2 separate regions of the Homo sapiens genome follow, and region 2 is linked to region 1. Evidence: chromatin loops called from intact Hi-C (ENCODE). Cell type or tissue: gastrocnemius medialis. All regions are shown on one strand. Links, peaks and the distances in the headings refer to the core of each region. The heading gives the core; the rest is flanking DNA.

Region 1 (8,179 bases), core at 3,549-6,048:
AGCTCCTAAGTGCCACAGGTAGATTTGAATAATTAAAATCTTCTATTTTCTCTTCATCTTGTTCATCATTTTCTTGTATTCCTCTTCTATTATAACCTTTCTTTCAATGAATAATATTTATTGGTTTCCATGTCTGTCTCTCTAATTTGCCATTTTGCCATTTTTGTTCCTAGTGCCTAACAGTTTTTGGCATAGTGTGGATAATTAGATGTGTTAGAATAAATAAATTAGAAGGGATGAGACACAGAAATTGACACATAAAGTGAGCGCCCCGAAAAGCTTAAAAAAGTTATCCAAATGAAGAAAACGAGGAAGAACTTTCCAGGCCTGTGCAGATAAGTGACACAATTATTAGTATAAAAATTAGTGAGTTAGAAATTATAGAAAGTGTGACTAGAAATGTAGGCAGAGACATATTATAAAGGGCCTTGTGAGCCAAGGAGTGTGGTCAGTATCTTATACTCATTCATTCATTTTATACACACACACACACACACACACACACACACACACACATTTACTGACTTCCTAGCACATCATGTTAAATCATTGAAAAGTCTCAAGAAAGGAAATGACATGGCCACATTTGTTTATTAGAATATTATTAGTTTTGGTAGCAAAGTAAAGACAGATTGAAGAGAGTCAAGACTGGAAACAGGGGGGCCATTGAAGAAGTTGTTGCCCTGGCCCAGGCCTGAGATGATAAATAAACCAGCACAGATATTACAGAGATTGGGGTGGGGTGGTGGGGGGAATCACAGTAATACTTAGAAAATAAAAGCAAATAAATTTGATGGCTGATTAAACAAGAGACAAAAGGGAAGTTAAGGAGGAAAAGATAAATCCCATGTTTGGCTGGGTGATTGGTTGGATGATAGAGCCATTCCTAGAAACTTCAAAGATAGAAGAGAATCCAGTTGGAATGCATTTAGAGGTGGGATGGAGTAGGGGATGAAATACAGAGGAAGATAAAAGTTGAGTTGAGTTGCAAGTACTCAAGAAATATCCCATGGGAGATAGCAGATAGATGGCCATCTCTACCAGTCTGAAACTTGAGAGAGGTTCTGGCTGGAGATGTGGATACTGTAGTCATCTACATAGAAAATATAACTGAAGTCATGGTAATAGATCCATATTTCAGAGAAAATGGATATAGCGAGAGGAAGTCAGGATTAATGATAAAACTCTAGGCTTAGTAGCAGTAATCCACCAGCTTTGGCTTTGTCCTATTTGTTGGTAACCCACATATTTGGAAGACTACAGACTTTCTAGGTTCATATTGAATATTGTCATCTAGGAATACATTAGTTTATGAAAACAAATACAATCAAATCCATGACTTTGAAGAGTGACAACCAAAAAAAAAAAAAAAAGCCTCTGGTGATCTCATTTTATTTTGTTCATTTATTTTGCTGATTTTTTTTTATTTGGAGTAATGCAATGTATTAAAAATATAGTCATTATTCATAAACCAAATCTCCCCAAGGAACTCATTCAAAGTTATAATTGCAATAATTAAGTTAGATAAAACAGGTAAAGATTATCTAACCTCTCTTTTCACCTCCATGAAAGAAAACATAGAAGTACACGGAAGTAAAAAAATCTTTACCTGGCAGGAACCCTATTCAATCATCACACAAAATGGGAGGGCTGGAATCCTCCACTTTGAGGGATGAAAACCTAGCTATCAATAACGGGCATGTCACAATTGATCTTTACTAGTAGAGTCAGCCATTTGCAGATACTATTCTGTCAAGCTACATAACCACGTTCCCTCCCCTCAACATCTTGTTTTCTTTCCACTGTCCCAGTGCAGCCATCCAGCCCAGAACACAACAAGAATAGAGTTGATGAGCCCTCTTCTCCTCAACAAACACCTGTGGTAAGCGAAGGCTGTGTCTACTTCTTGACTATTGTATTAATATTTGTCTATTCTTAAACAGTCTCTCCAAATTCTCAATTTTCTTCATCTGTAAAATGGAAATTGTACTGATTTTTCTACCTAATACTCTTGCATTACAAACTACCTTTGGGTTTGACTATTTTCCCTCTAGTAAAATCATTCATAGGATTTTTTCTGGCAGGTTAAGCCTTTCTAATTCCTTGGTTGTGGTATCACAATACCCTTGACATAAAAACCCCACTTCTCCACATTATATTGAGAAAATAATCCAAAAGAAATAGTAAATTTTGTGCCATAGACATTCTTTGAAATATTATCTATCGTAGAAAGATGATATCTCACAACAGGAGATTAATTAAGTAAATATTCACTTAATAGAATTGTATGCAGCTCTTAAAATGGCGTATTTATGAAGAAAGAACTAAAAGGGAAAGGATAAAGGTGATAGCCACTTATATTTCTATAATAATCACAGCTATATGAAAATGATTTAGTCATTTAGGCAAGGACTTTAAGAGGACATTCATAAATGAATTTTTAAAAGTCAAATTCTAATAATCTTGTGGTCATCCCTGCTATTTCCATTTAACGGAAGAGGAAACTGGACTCAGGAATTGCCCAAGACCAGTTTTAATATGTTGAAGTGGCAGTATTGTGAGTGGATTTTCTTCTTGTCATTGTGTCTTCCATTAATGATATTGGATGATTTTATGCAATTTTTGTTTCAATATTTGCTAGAAAGAAGACTGGGACAATGAGTTCTATCTTGTAATAAGTAAACAGTGTGTTCATTTTTAATTCTGCAATTAGAAGTATAAACTTTAGAACTGGGCAGGCTCCGTATTCCATTGCTATTGTGGAAAATGCCTCACAATCATTTTGGAGGTGAGTTCCTCCCACTCTCCATGTCCTGGGTGCTCAAATGGAAAGGTCTATTCACCCCCCTCCTTTGTCTTTTCCCATAATCACTCATGACAGTGGCTGAGAATCTCTGTTGATCATTAATTGGATCAAAGAAATAGGCTTGAGCCATCTCTTTGACTGAAATTGTACCACTGTTGTGAGCCCCATGGCTCTCTCGCTCTCTGTAGCTTGGCTCCAGCCCCTTTAAGACTGCTCATGCAAGCTAGCTCAGCACATCGCTAAGAGAAAACTTGAAGACTCACTTAAATGATTGACCTATTTCTGGGCTCTCTGTTGTTGCAAATTACAAGAATATACTGTGTGCATTTTCAGGTAATTTGATACTATTACCTTAAAACTCACTGGTTCCGCCTCCCCCTTCCCTCCTCTGTTCAGATGGAATATCTGACCTTTTCCCTTGGCAGGCTGTTTCTCTTTTCCAGGTAACTGATGATGATTTTATACCCTGGATGATAATCAATATGTAGAAGCTGTCTTTATTGATTTGGATAAAACCACCAATTATGGCTATTTTGAGCAGAGCTCAATGAGATTAGATGTGATTACATGGCAATGGGGTGTGAGCCCATCAGCAACTCAGGGGCTGCTGTGAGGCTATTTAATTGTTACAGATGAAATGAAAATGGGTGCTTATAACCACTTCCCACTCAGAAGACATACCTGCACACTTCACAGGGCAGAACCTCCAGGCTGGACCACACCTGGCCATGCACTCAGGACTCTATGAGTCTGGTTCACAGACAGCACAGATAAAATGGCTCAAGGAGAACCAATGGCCTTCATGAATCCTGTTTACTCCAGTCTGGGCTGTGTCATTTATACAGAAATCAGAGGCAGCAACGTTTCCAAGAATATATGGATTTCAGGCAGATCAGTAAGAATGTCAGGCAGCAGGAAAAGAACACAGCAGGCTTTAGCTCAGGCAGTACCCTTAGCTTGGAATGTTGGAGTGTCCTTCCCAGAATCCCCATCCTGATAGTCCCAGATTCTCTGCTGCCTCTTCTGAAAACTTTCCTTGTCATCTTTTCTGGAAGATGATTCTATATCCTAGTCATTAGGGACATAGATCTTGAAGTTCCCCTGTTACTTCTTAGCTAAGTAACTTTACACAAGTTACCAAACTTTTCTATGAACAATTTGTACAATAGGGAAAATATTGAAATACTTAAAACTATACTTGGCCCTCATCCCCAGCCTTCCATTTGCAAAGAAAAAGAGTTGGAGCCAGAGATTCCAGTGCACATCTCTGCTCTCTATACTTCTCAGCTATGTAGCTATGCCTACATTTCCTCATCTGCAGTAGTTACATGATTTAGCATGTGCAATGGCCTCAGCCTACCGAAGGTGTGCTCTCTCCCTGATTATTATTTTTCTCCTCTCAATCAGTTACTGAGTGGATTGTCTGGATCTTAGACATCTAGGACCACACGTTTCCCCCAGTCATTGAGGGCTTGGTAGCACAATATGATCATAATAATAATAACAACACAGTTCTATTTCATTCATTGATTCATTTATCCATCCATTCATTCAAGAGGTGTTTATTGAGCATTTATTAAAGGAGGGACTATTACGAGCACTGGGGTATATGGCGCTGAGCAAAACAAATGAGGTGTCTGAAACAATGGAGCCTACATGCCAATGGAAGGGGAGAGATACTAAACATATGGAAACAAATAAATGGAACAAGATAATTTAAGTGCTGTGGAAATATAAATCAGGGTTATGTGACCAAGAGTGACTGGGACATGAGCATTGGGAAAAGGCTGTTGATTTGATTAGACAGTGCCTCTCTAAAGGAAAGACATCAAAACTATGACCTGGAGGCCACAAAGGATCCTTTCAGGTGAAGTTCTGGGAAGAGTTGCAACAAGGTCATTAGGTGGAAACAGACTGGTATGTTCAAGGAATATCAAAGGCAATCTGGACAGTCCATGGCAAGCAATGGGGAAATCTCTTTGAGCAAAAACGCAGGTGCTCCCGCTCCACTGAAGTCATTAGCTCCTATTTATTTCAGGATTCCTGCACTGACTCAGGAACAATCATGACTCAACTCCTGGCTCCCTCGTGGTGACTCTCCAGAGTCACACTGAATGTGGGGCCTGGGCTTTTTGTTCCTGCAGCTCCTGCTATGCCATTTGATATCGCCAGTGTTGACAGAGTTCTAGCCACTGCCCTGTTCTCCTTCATAATCACCACACTAGAGCAAGGACAGAGATGTGTGTTTGGGGAACAGAATATTTCTCCTTATGTGTATTGCACTCAAGACTTAGATCACAGAGCAGACTTGTGATTAGTTCTCTTGCCAGCCCTAATTGAGTAGAATCTATTTATACAATCTTGTCTTCAGTTCATTCAGACTACCCTGGAAGTGGCATCCTAGAACGCTTTTACTAATCTGGGAGTTCAAGACATTTAAAATGTATGGAATCATGCTCTATTCCACATAACTCTTCTCTTTTCTAGTATACTTAGTGGATAGGAGCCCAGACGTGGGGTCAGATGGACCTGGGTTCAAGCTCATTTTCCACTGATTGAGTGAACCTGAGCAAGGGAAATAATCTCCCTGTGCCTCATCTTCCTCTTCTGTAAAATAGGGAGAGTAATAATAACTGCATCATAGCTTATAAAACACCAGGACAGGACCTATCATATAAAAAGACACAATAGTTTTTCTTCATTGTTGTTACTTTTGGACCAAGATGTGCACCTTGACCTTCTACTTTTTTTTTTCTTTTTTATTTTTTTTGAGATGGAGTGCAATGACACAATCTCGGCTCACTGCAACCTCAGCCTCCAGGGTTCAAGTGATTCTCCTGCCTCAGCCTCCCAAGTAGCTGGAATTACAGGCACCCACCACCACGCCTGGCTAATTTCTGTATTTTTAGTAGAGGCGGGGTTTCACCACGTTGGCCAGGCTGGTCTCGAACTCCTGACCTCAGATGATCCACCCACTTCAGCCTCCCAAAGTGCTGGGATTACAGGTGTGAGCCACTACACCCGGCCCTAACTTTCTTCTTTTAAGAAGAGTTCCTTCCCACTTCCTGTGACACTAAGATGTGATTTTTATTCTCCATGGTTGGGACAAAAATGAGACACACCCATCAGCTGGTTTGTTGAGTTACTGATTTCTTAATTACTGAGTTACTGATCCCTCCAAAGAGGATCCCCAGACCCTCATATAAGTAAAACTCTTCTCAGCAGTGCCTGAATTTATAGGAGATAACACAGCTGAGTTCCTTTTTTGGATTTCCTTAAAACTGCACAAAACAAAACAAAACCCAGAGCTCAGACTATACTAGCTACTCTGATTTGTGCAGACACCTGGACATGCATTAAATTCACGGTGTCAGAAAACAAGCATGGAAAACCCACTGAAGCACCAATCCATTTTTCCCCTCTTGCTTTTCATGTGTTTTTGAGTAACCAAAGAACATTCTTGTTTAAAGTAAAAAAAAAAAAAAAAAAAAAAAATACTAGTATAGTTTGCTTTTGGAGAGAGCTCCTTATAAAAGCTGCAGGCTTTTGGGGGGCTGAAAAACAGAACAATTGGAAACTCCAAGTGTGACTTCTGGCCCCATCATTTAAGGCCGAATTCTTCTCTCTGAGACACAGTGATGGTTCCCACTGCATAACTCCCACTGCATGACTCCCGCCATGCACTTAAGTCCTATTCAAAGGAAGAGTAGCCACTCAGCCTGCAGCAAAGGTAGAATATGCAATAGTTCTGTGGTGTTGTTGGAACAGGGCTGACGAGAGAGAATTTTCCTGCTAATCCTCTATCCATTCTGACACCAGCCTGGCATTTGGGAAGTGGAAGGGAGATAAAGATTAGGACTATGTAGGGTGAGCGGAGACATGTAGCAGCCTATATGCAAGTGTCGCTTCTCAAATACGAAACTGAGAAATAGATCACATTTTACACTGAAATTTTGCACTGCTTCTGAGCATCTTGCCAAGAGCTATTCGAAAGACAGCAAATATTTTAGGATTAAGGGTCTCCAAATCTGAGCAGAATAGGCCCAGCCGTGGAGTAGGTCAGCACTTCTGAGGCAGTTGCTTTCAGTTTTCATGGCCATGTTTGTATCCATGTCATGACTGAGTCAGGAAACCCGCCTGTTCTGTTTTGTTTTGTTTTACCAGTTTTGGTTGTTTGACCATCAGATTATACAATCGCTGAGACTCAACATGCTACAACTCAACTTGGCTGCAAAGATAGCAAAACATAGCATTTTTAAAAATCTGCCAGTCTTTAGAGAGTTGAATTGCATAATGTCTGTAGCTTACCAAGTGTTTTTCCATCTTCAGTCTGATACAACCAAACTGAATAGTCTTGACAAGGTGATGTTTATGGTTGCTAAGACAGAAAACAATTCCCACCTTAAGCCCTGTTCTCTCTTCCCTCTGCTTGCTCCCTGGGTGACTTCCTTCTTTCCTTTATTTAGTCATTCAATTGGTTTAAACTTCATTTTAACAAATGAATTCATTCCAATATGCATGTGGTTTTAGCCACCACCTGATGCTGATGGCAGCCTGCTCCCTCTTGTCATCCACAAGTGAGTACTACTGTCTGCTGCATGCACATTTCCACCTGGCTGCCTCATGAACACTTCTGCTCACCCTACATAGTCCCAAACTCTGCATTCCTCACACTTAAATGTAAAGCTTAACTCATTCTCTTTCCTCCTCCTTCTTCTGAATTTCTAATTGATGGAAAGCTATCAGCACATTTTGCCTAAGCCAGAATACTAGGTATAACTATTGACCCAGCTCCCTCACCAATCTTATACAAATTGATTAATAAAACTTGCCCGCTCTGCCTGTTAACATCCCTGAATTCTGTGCCTTTTCCTGTTGTCGCTGTCGCTCAAGCCAACCTCATTTCTTACTGGGATCACTGCATCAGCCTCCCATCATTTCTCCCCACCTCTATTCTTGTCCAATTTCAATAGATTCTATGCAAGTAAGAGTGATCTTTCTGAAATGCTTATTTGACTGTGTCACTCACTACTAAAATCTTTCAGAGGCTCTCCGTGGCCCTCAGTCCAAGCTCCTTTGTTTGGCTTAAAAGTTTTCCATACCTTAACCCTTTCCTACCTATATAGCCCTGTTTTCTACTGCCATCTGCCTACTTCTACCCTCCAACTCTTCCCCAGTCTCTCTACCCGCCTCCCCAGCCTCCTTTCTCTCTCTCACTTCCCTGCATAGATGTATGGAGCCCTTGCTTCTTAAACAGCACTCCTTCTCTTCTCTGCCTATTTCTTTCCTTTTACCCATAAGTTAGCTAGTGGAACATCCTCCAGGAAGAATTCTCTCATCACCCTCCCCCCTTATTAAACTGTGACCTCCTTA
Region 2 (6,549 bases), core at 972-3,471, 51 kb after region 1:
GGGGTAGGGGTCTGAGGAAATAAAAATGAAGAGAGAATAAAGGAAAAGAACAGTAGGGAACTCTGGCCTTGATGGGACTGAAAATATTTTAGAACTCTCAATTCCATTCTGCTCTGAAAGCACCAGTTAGCTTTCCAAAAGTTTCCATTCATTATACTCCAGAGTTTGATGTAATCCAAAGTTTAAACAATATGTTCATTATATCTCTATTTACACACTCATTCAATCAGTAAACATACTTACTGAAAGTGTATTCTATCCAGGGCATTATATTAACCATTGTAGAAAGTTTAAAGGTATATAGGGCATAGCTCTATCTTTTGACATCTAACTGTCTAATGAGGAGATATAATAGATATGCATATGACTACAATACATCAGTCTGCATTGGCAATTAATTATAGAAGAGGCATTTTTAAATACACATTAGGATGTAAGAGAATGGAATCCCAGGAAGAGAGAAAAGCATGAGCAAAAATGTGGAGGCAAAAAGTACCAGGCTATTTTAAGGAATGACTGAATCACTGTGTTTGGGTGTTAGAGGAATGGAGGGGGAAAGTCTTGAAAAAGTATAAGCAGGCTGGGACGAGATATGAATGACTTTAAATCTTACACTGACGAGTCTGGCCTTTTTTACTAGAAATGAGAAATTAGTGATATTTAGAGCAGGGAAGAGCATGAGCAGAGTGTTGCTTTCAGAAGGAAGACTGATCTCAAGGCGAGGTGAAGGACTGATTGGAGTAAGAAAGCATAGCACCATAGTGACCAGTGAAGAGGCCCTTTCGGTTGACTCAGTGCAGGTAATAATGGCATCATCTAGGTGGATAAATATTGGAAGGCAAAAAATAATAATAACTACAAGAACAGACATAGGCCAATCAAACACCATATATGTAGAATGAGAGAGGAGTTATAGAAGACTCTGGAATTTTAAATGGGATGACAGGAACAATGTAGATCCATTGAGGGACAACTAGTAAGTGAGGGATGTTAATAGTCTTAATTTTAAACACGTAGGGAATTAGACAATATTTCTATATGTGCCTATGAGACATCTCCATTTTCAAACTTAGACTTGAAGTGGGAAATAAGAAAGTCTGGGGATAACTTCTATAAGAAAGTTTGTTTATAAACCCATTCTGAATTCCAAACAAGAAGGAAAATAGACGCACTTCGTGTTTTCTTTTTCTAGTCACCAATTAAACTGATGATCCAACACCATTTATTTCCATTGCCTTATCCACATTGCTGACAATCATAAAAACAGAGCCCAAAATGAGTCCATGAAGCATATCCCACCTCTGCTTGTACAAGACTGAAAGTGATAGCTTGAGAACAACCGGCAATGGAAGAAAACACACCCAGTATGGATTGAGAAGGCTAGTATCAAACCCAGAAAAGGACTTTCTATTATCAGTGAGGATGAGAATAAATGGCTCCCTAAGGAAATGGTATGTTCTCTTAATAGCTCACAAATTTTCCAGGTTAGTTTGATCAAGTGAAGCAGAGCTAGCAGGGATACAAATTATTGAAATGGTGGCAAAGATAAAGCTTCTATGTAAAATAAAATTTAAGATGCAAAGGAGATTAACAACTAGCTTTTTTAAGAGAATGAAGGAGGGGGCTTACAACTTGAAATATATCTGTTTATGTTCTTACTCCATTCCAGTATCCAATTCCTGAAGATCAGAAATAGGGAGGATTTGGTAAAACCCCCAGTCTCCATTTTCTATCTAGCCTGGCCCTGTGTTAATCTTTCACCCAGACTTCTTAATCCATACATCCACTGGGAGAAAAGCGTGTTAGAACAAATTGAGGAAGCCTGAGAGCGTCTCCTCACTTTCTGGCTGCCCTTCAGCAAATAGGGTTCTGCTAGGGACAGAAGCATGCACTCTATCTCCTATTTGGAGTTGGCTGTAGGAAAGAATCTGCACACATAGGCAAACTGCAACTCTAGCACACAGCTCTGGTTTGGTTCCAACTGAAGTCAGTTGTCCCATATCCTCTGATTGCAACACATTGTAGGGAAACCATCAGTGCTCTTCACTCAGATGTTGTCAGCCAAGACTGATCCCAAAATAACCATGATGGTCCCAGAGGGTGAATGGAACCCACACTTCCCTTGGTTTTCCAGTGACATTTAGGAAAGTTTTCCTCCAGCTTCAAAAGGTAACTTATCTAAGCAATGACTGGAGCGACTTCAAATTAATTAATGTTCATAGTTATTAACACCATAATTAAAAAGTTGGTCATTTGTTCCATTAATATGATATTAATGACACTGGTGATTCATAACATGAATCCCAATCTATATTTGCATCCCAGTTTATGATGGACAGCTCACTTCCACAGACATTGTCAACCCCATTTGCCGACTCAATTCTCTGTTTATGTTATCTCCATCTTCAGAGGAGAAGACCCAGTCTCAGAGAGGTTAAATGATTGTCCCAAAGTTTCACGGTTGCTAAGAGGCAGAACTGGGGCTTCAACCCAACTCTTCTAACTCTGAATCCCTTGCATTTTTTTCTCACTGCACCACAGAGTAATCATAGGGCATGTATATCAATTGGTGTGTGCACCAAGTCGAAAATCTCATTTAATTTCTAATTGTTCCAAACACACACTCACCACTGGGCTAGTTCTATTGGGGGGAAAAAAATCAGTGAGTCTGGTGGATTTTTTGTGGTTGTTGTATTAGTCAGGGTTCTCTCGAGGGACAGAACTAATGGAACATATATATATATATTCCATCTCTCTCTCTCTCTCTCTCTCTATATATATATATATATAGATGTATATATCTATACACAGAGCGAGAGAGAGAGAGACAGAGGAGTTTGTTAAGTATTAACTCACAAAATCACAGGGTCCCACAATAGGCCAGCTGCAGGCTGAGGAGCAAGGAGAGCTAGCACGAATTCCAAAACTGAAGAACTTAGAGTCCGATGTTCGAGGGCAGGAAGCATCCAGCATGGGAGAAAGATGTAGGCTGGGAAGCTATGCTAGTCTCTCATTTCACATTTTTCTGCCTGCTTATATTCTAGCTGTGCTGGCAGCTGATTAGATGGTGCCCACCCAGATTAAGGATGGGTCTGCCTTACCCAGCCCACTAATTCAAATGTTAACCTCCCTTGGTAAAACCCTCACAGACACACCCAGGGTCAATACTTTGTATCCTTCAATCTGATCAAGCTGACACCCAGTATTAACCATCATAGTAGTTGTTTTTCTCATAATATAGTCAAAATGCCCAGTTGAGCCAGTAAAGTTTTTCCACCTTGAGTGGATTACTTGGCCATGTGTTCATTCACTATAAAACAAATATTTACTGAATGCCTACTATGTTTTACACATAATGCTAAAATTTTCACGCAGTTTTCTCCCTGTGACTTAGGTTAAGTAGTTCATGCAAATTGAAAATGTTAATGTTATACACTTCTTTTTGTACTTATTTTCTAGTGTGATAGTCATTTTTAGGCTAGTAAACCTTCCTCATTTCTCCTCAGGAGAAAAAAAAACAATGTATTTGCATTAAGGAGGTTCCCCCTCATTTTTCAGTTATGTTCATCTCTATGACCCACTTATTTAGGTTCTTTGGAAAAGGAGAATTCACCCTGTGTGGGTCACCATATTAATTACTATTACAAGGAGCTGATTTATGGCCACAGAGCCCTTGCAGGTGTTTGAGAATGGTGCTCCACAATGGGAAATGGAAACAGGGTAATCAATAACCACCCTGAGACTCCTGCTTTAAGGCTGTCCTTGAAGGTGTGCTGTGGATCTTTTTCCAGCACGTCTGAAGAGCAATCCTTTTGCCAGCAAGGAGCCCTACGGGAGGAGAAGTAAATATTGTCTTTAGACATGGCACAAGGACCAAAGACACTGCCAAGACATCAATACTGAGATATCACAGAGGGCTTGTTGGTGGAGGAGGGAGGCTGGTCACAGGCGGGAAGGTGAGATTTCTTCTTTTGACTGCTGAGATCACTGGACTTGCAGTCAGAAGATCTGGGCTCCAGAGCTGGCTCTATCCTTTATCAGAAAAGTAACCTTGGACACATTACTTAATCTGTCCAAGCAACAGTTTTCGCCTCTGTAAAATAAGCATACTGATAGTACCTATACAATGTAGAGATTAGTTGAGATAGTCAAAGTTCTTTCTGTTCCAGGAAGTGCTTTCATATAGTCTTAATGATGCTTTTGCTCTCATTCTGTCCTTTTCATGTGAACTATGACTTTGGTGAGGGCAGGGCCATGCCATATATAATACTGTCTTTAGGCCTTAGCACAGGGACTGGCACACTGCAGGTGATGAAAGGTCTTTGTGAAGGATTGCATGCATCTTCCCTTCCCTTGTCTTCCTTCTACTTGCTTTCCACTTTGCCCCCTCTTAATTATCCCCAAATACATGTTGAATTTATGAGGGAGCAGCAGGGAGGGCCACTTTGGAGAGAATCATTACTCCACTCCCTTTCACTGCATGGCCTTTTCCCTAGGCTAGTCAGAGAGCTATTTGAGCTAGTTAAGTATAAGACCACTGAGTAAGAATGTTGACTTCCAACCAGGCTGCTATATCCCAGTTTTTTAGCTTAAAAGTGGCTATTGCGGTGCCTTAAATAAGTATAAATCCTGACCAAAAGAGAGCAAAAAGTTTAGCCTGGCTGAATTTTGAATCCAACCATAAACTAGAAAAAGAAGGAGCGGGAAGACTCACCACGAGGCTGTATCAATAGCCCCAGTGTGAGAAGGCTCAAAGAGTCTGGCCTGAAGCTTGAGCTACCACAGCAGTGAGATGATTTCTAATTTTAGAAATATTAAATAACTGATAATGATACGACCTTGTTAAAGAACCATGTTAGGAAAAAAAGGGACACTGTTAAAAATAGCGTACACTTTCCCTGCTGAAGGTTCCAGGTAAAACGTGGGTTCACAACCATAATGTAGGTTCCAGATGACGAGACAACCCACATTGCTGACAAATGTGGCAAGGCCAAGACTCCTGTGTGTCCTGGAAGATACGCATTTTCAGCAACCAGCAGGGCGGCTAAGTATAAGCACTGGGAAATCAAAGAAATAGGACTGAGTCCTTGTTCTCAAGGGGTGTGAAGTCTAGTCACCAGCCTAATGGTGACTCCAAGATATCCTAATTTTAATATGTGAAGCTGTGCTACAGTGCCCAAGACCTAACTGGGGAAAAGCAGCCTCATGCAATGCCTAGAAATGTCTGAAACATTGCTGCTGGCATCCTATAAAACAGGAATCTGAAATGCAAAACCGAAATAAAACCAGCAGGCCTCACTCTGGGAGGACAGAGAAATGGAAGATGCAGTAACCCTGGAAGGTTAACAGAACCCCGGATAGCTTCCCCATCCTGCCCAGTGCCACAGATAGGCACCTCTAAAGCTTGGCTACCTCAAGGATCATTAAATGCTTTTAGCAAAGCTGTCTCTGAGGAGCAACCAGCTTTGAAAGCCAAACTGAAAAATGTCCATCTGATCTTGTAATTGGAGAGAAAGTAGGATCTGTGCCATGATAACACATTAGAGTCATTTGGAGATGAGGGAAAGGAAGGGGTGGTCTCATAATTAGCAGGAGCCTGAGAGTGCAGAGAGGGGATGTTTCTGGAGTCAACACTGGAATTTACTTGGCATCAGATGCCATCAGTCCCTCCCTATGTGACTCTAAACACATGAAGAATTTGCTGAGTACACCTTGGCTAAATCTTATCTGAGTTTCTTCATGTCAACAATACTTCCAATCATACGGTTTAAAACTGGTTCTCCACAGGGGGCAGTTTTGTCCCCCAGGGGACATTTGACAATGTCTGGGGACATTTTTGATAGTCCTCAGTTGGAAGAGATTTTCTACTGGCATCCAGTGAGTAGAGGCCAGGGAAGCTATTAAACTATTTATTGTAAGACAGCCCTTCACAAAAAAGAATTATTCAGCCAAAATGCCAACAGTGCCGAGGTTGAGAAGTCATAGTTAAGAATAATGAATATTTTCTGAACTGCCATCATTTTCAGGATTCTTTTACTTTTATACCTTGAAAACAAAGGAATTGGCTTACCTATCATCACTACAGTAATAGAAAATTCCCAACAATTAAGATGCTCCAATGGTGTTTACTCATTCTTTTTTTTTTTTTTTTTTTTTTTTTTTTGCGGGGCAGCGGGGGGAGTCTTATAAACAGAGACCTTAGACAAGAGGTGAAGGGACTTCTGCAATACTGTCAGAGTCAAATACCTTGAGATTTCACTTTGTTCCCACATCTGAGGCCATCAGCCCTCGCCAGACCTCACAGCCTGAAATAATGTTTTGGAAAAGCCAAATATAAAGATACATGATTTTTTAATCTGCTGGGAGTGGGTGGGACCACACTACTGTTGAGAAAGATCTTTCTAAATAGTAGATTGGATTATGTGGCTCTCTTCTTGAAGCTTTCAATGACTGCCCACAGGACAATATATTGCACTGTTCTTCTCCATCTGGCTCCTACCATATCTCCAACCATCTCATCTTCTGGATCTTCCCAGCTCACATCATTTA

What was found. Hi-C counts contacts between places; a loop is a spot of excess contacts. Peaks named below come from ENCODE experiments on the same cell type or tissue, not always from the same donor. Only the 100,000 strongest peaks of a DNase experiment are listed, where the experiment ranks them.
Region 2: a loop joins it to region 1, with 2.2 times the contacts of the local background. A loop is called at or near these places in 2 of 110 quality-filtered maps.

Annotation. Positions count from the first base shown.
Region 1 is chr9:106,671,058-106,679,236 of GRCh38, forward strand. LINC01505 (long intergenic non-protein coding RNA 1505) reads left to right here. Exons shown (of 7, transcript NR_104145.1): 6 at 1,812-1,882. Among named protein-coding and RNA genes, the nearest start is that of LINC01505, 59 kb to the left of the region's middle. In gastrocnemius medialis, for the core only: no CTCF peak of the experiment used is centred there; a DNase peak (open chromatin) is centred at 4,904; H3K27ac peaks cover 2,443 bases.
Region 2 is chr9:106,724,288-106,730,836 of GRCh38, forward strand. No RefSeq gene overlaps it. Among named protein-coding and RNA genes, the nearest start is that of LINC01505, 110 kb to the left of the region's middle. In gastrocnemius medialis, for the core only: no CTCF peak of the experiment used is centred there; a DNase peak (open chromatin) is centred at 1,984; H3K27ac peaks cover 2,500 bases.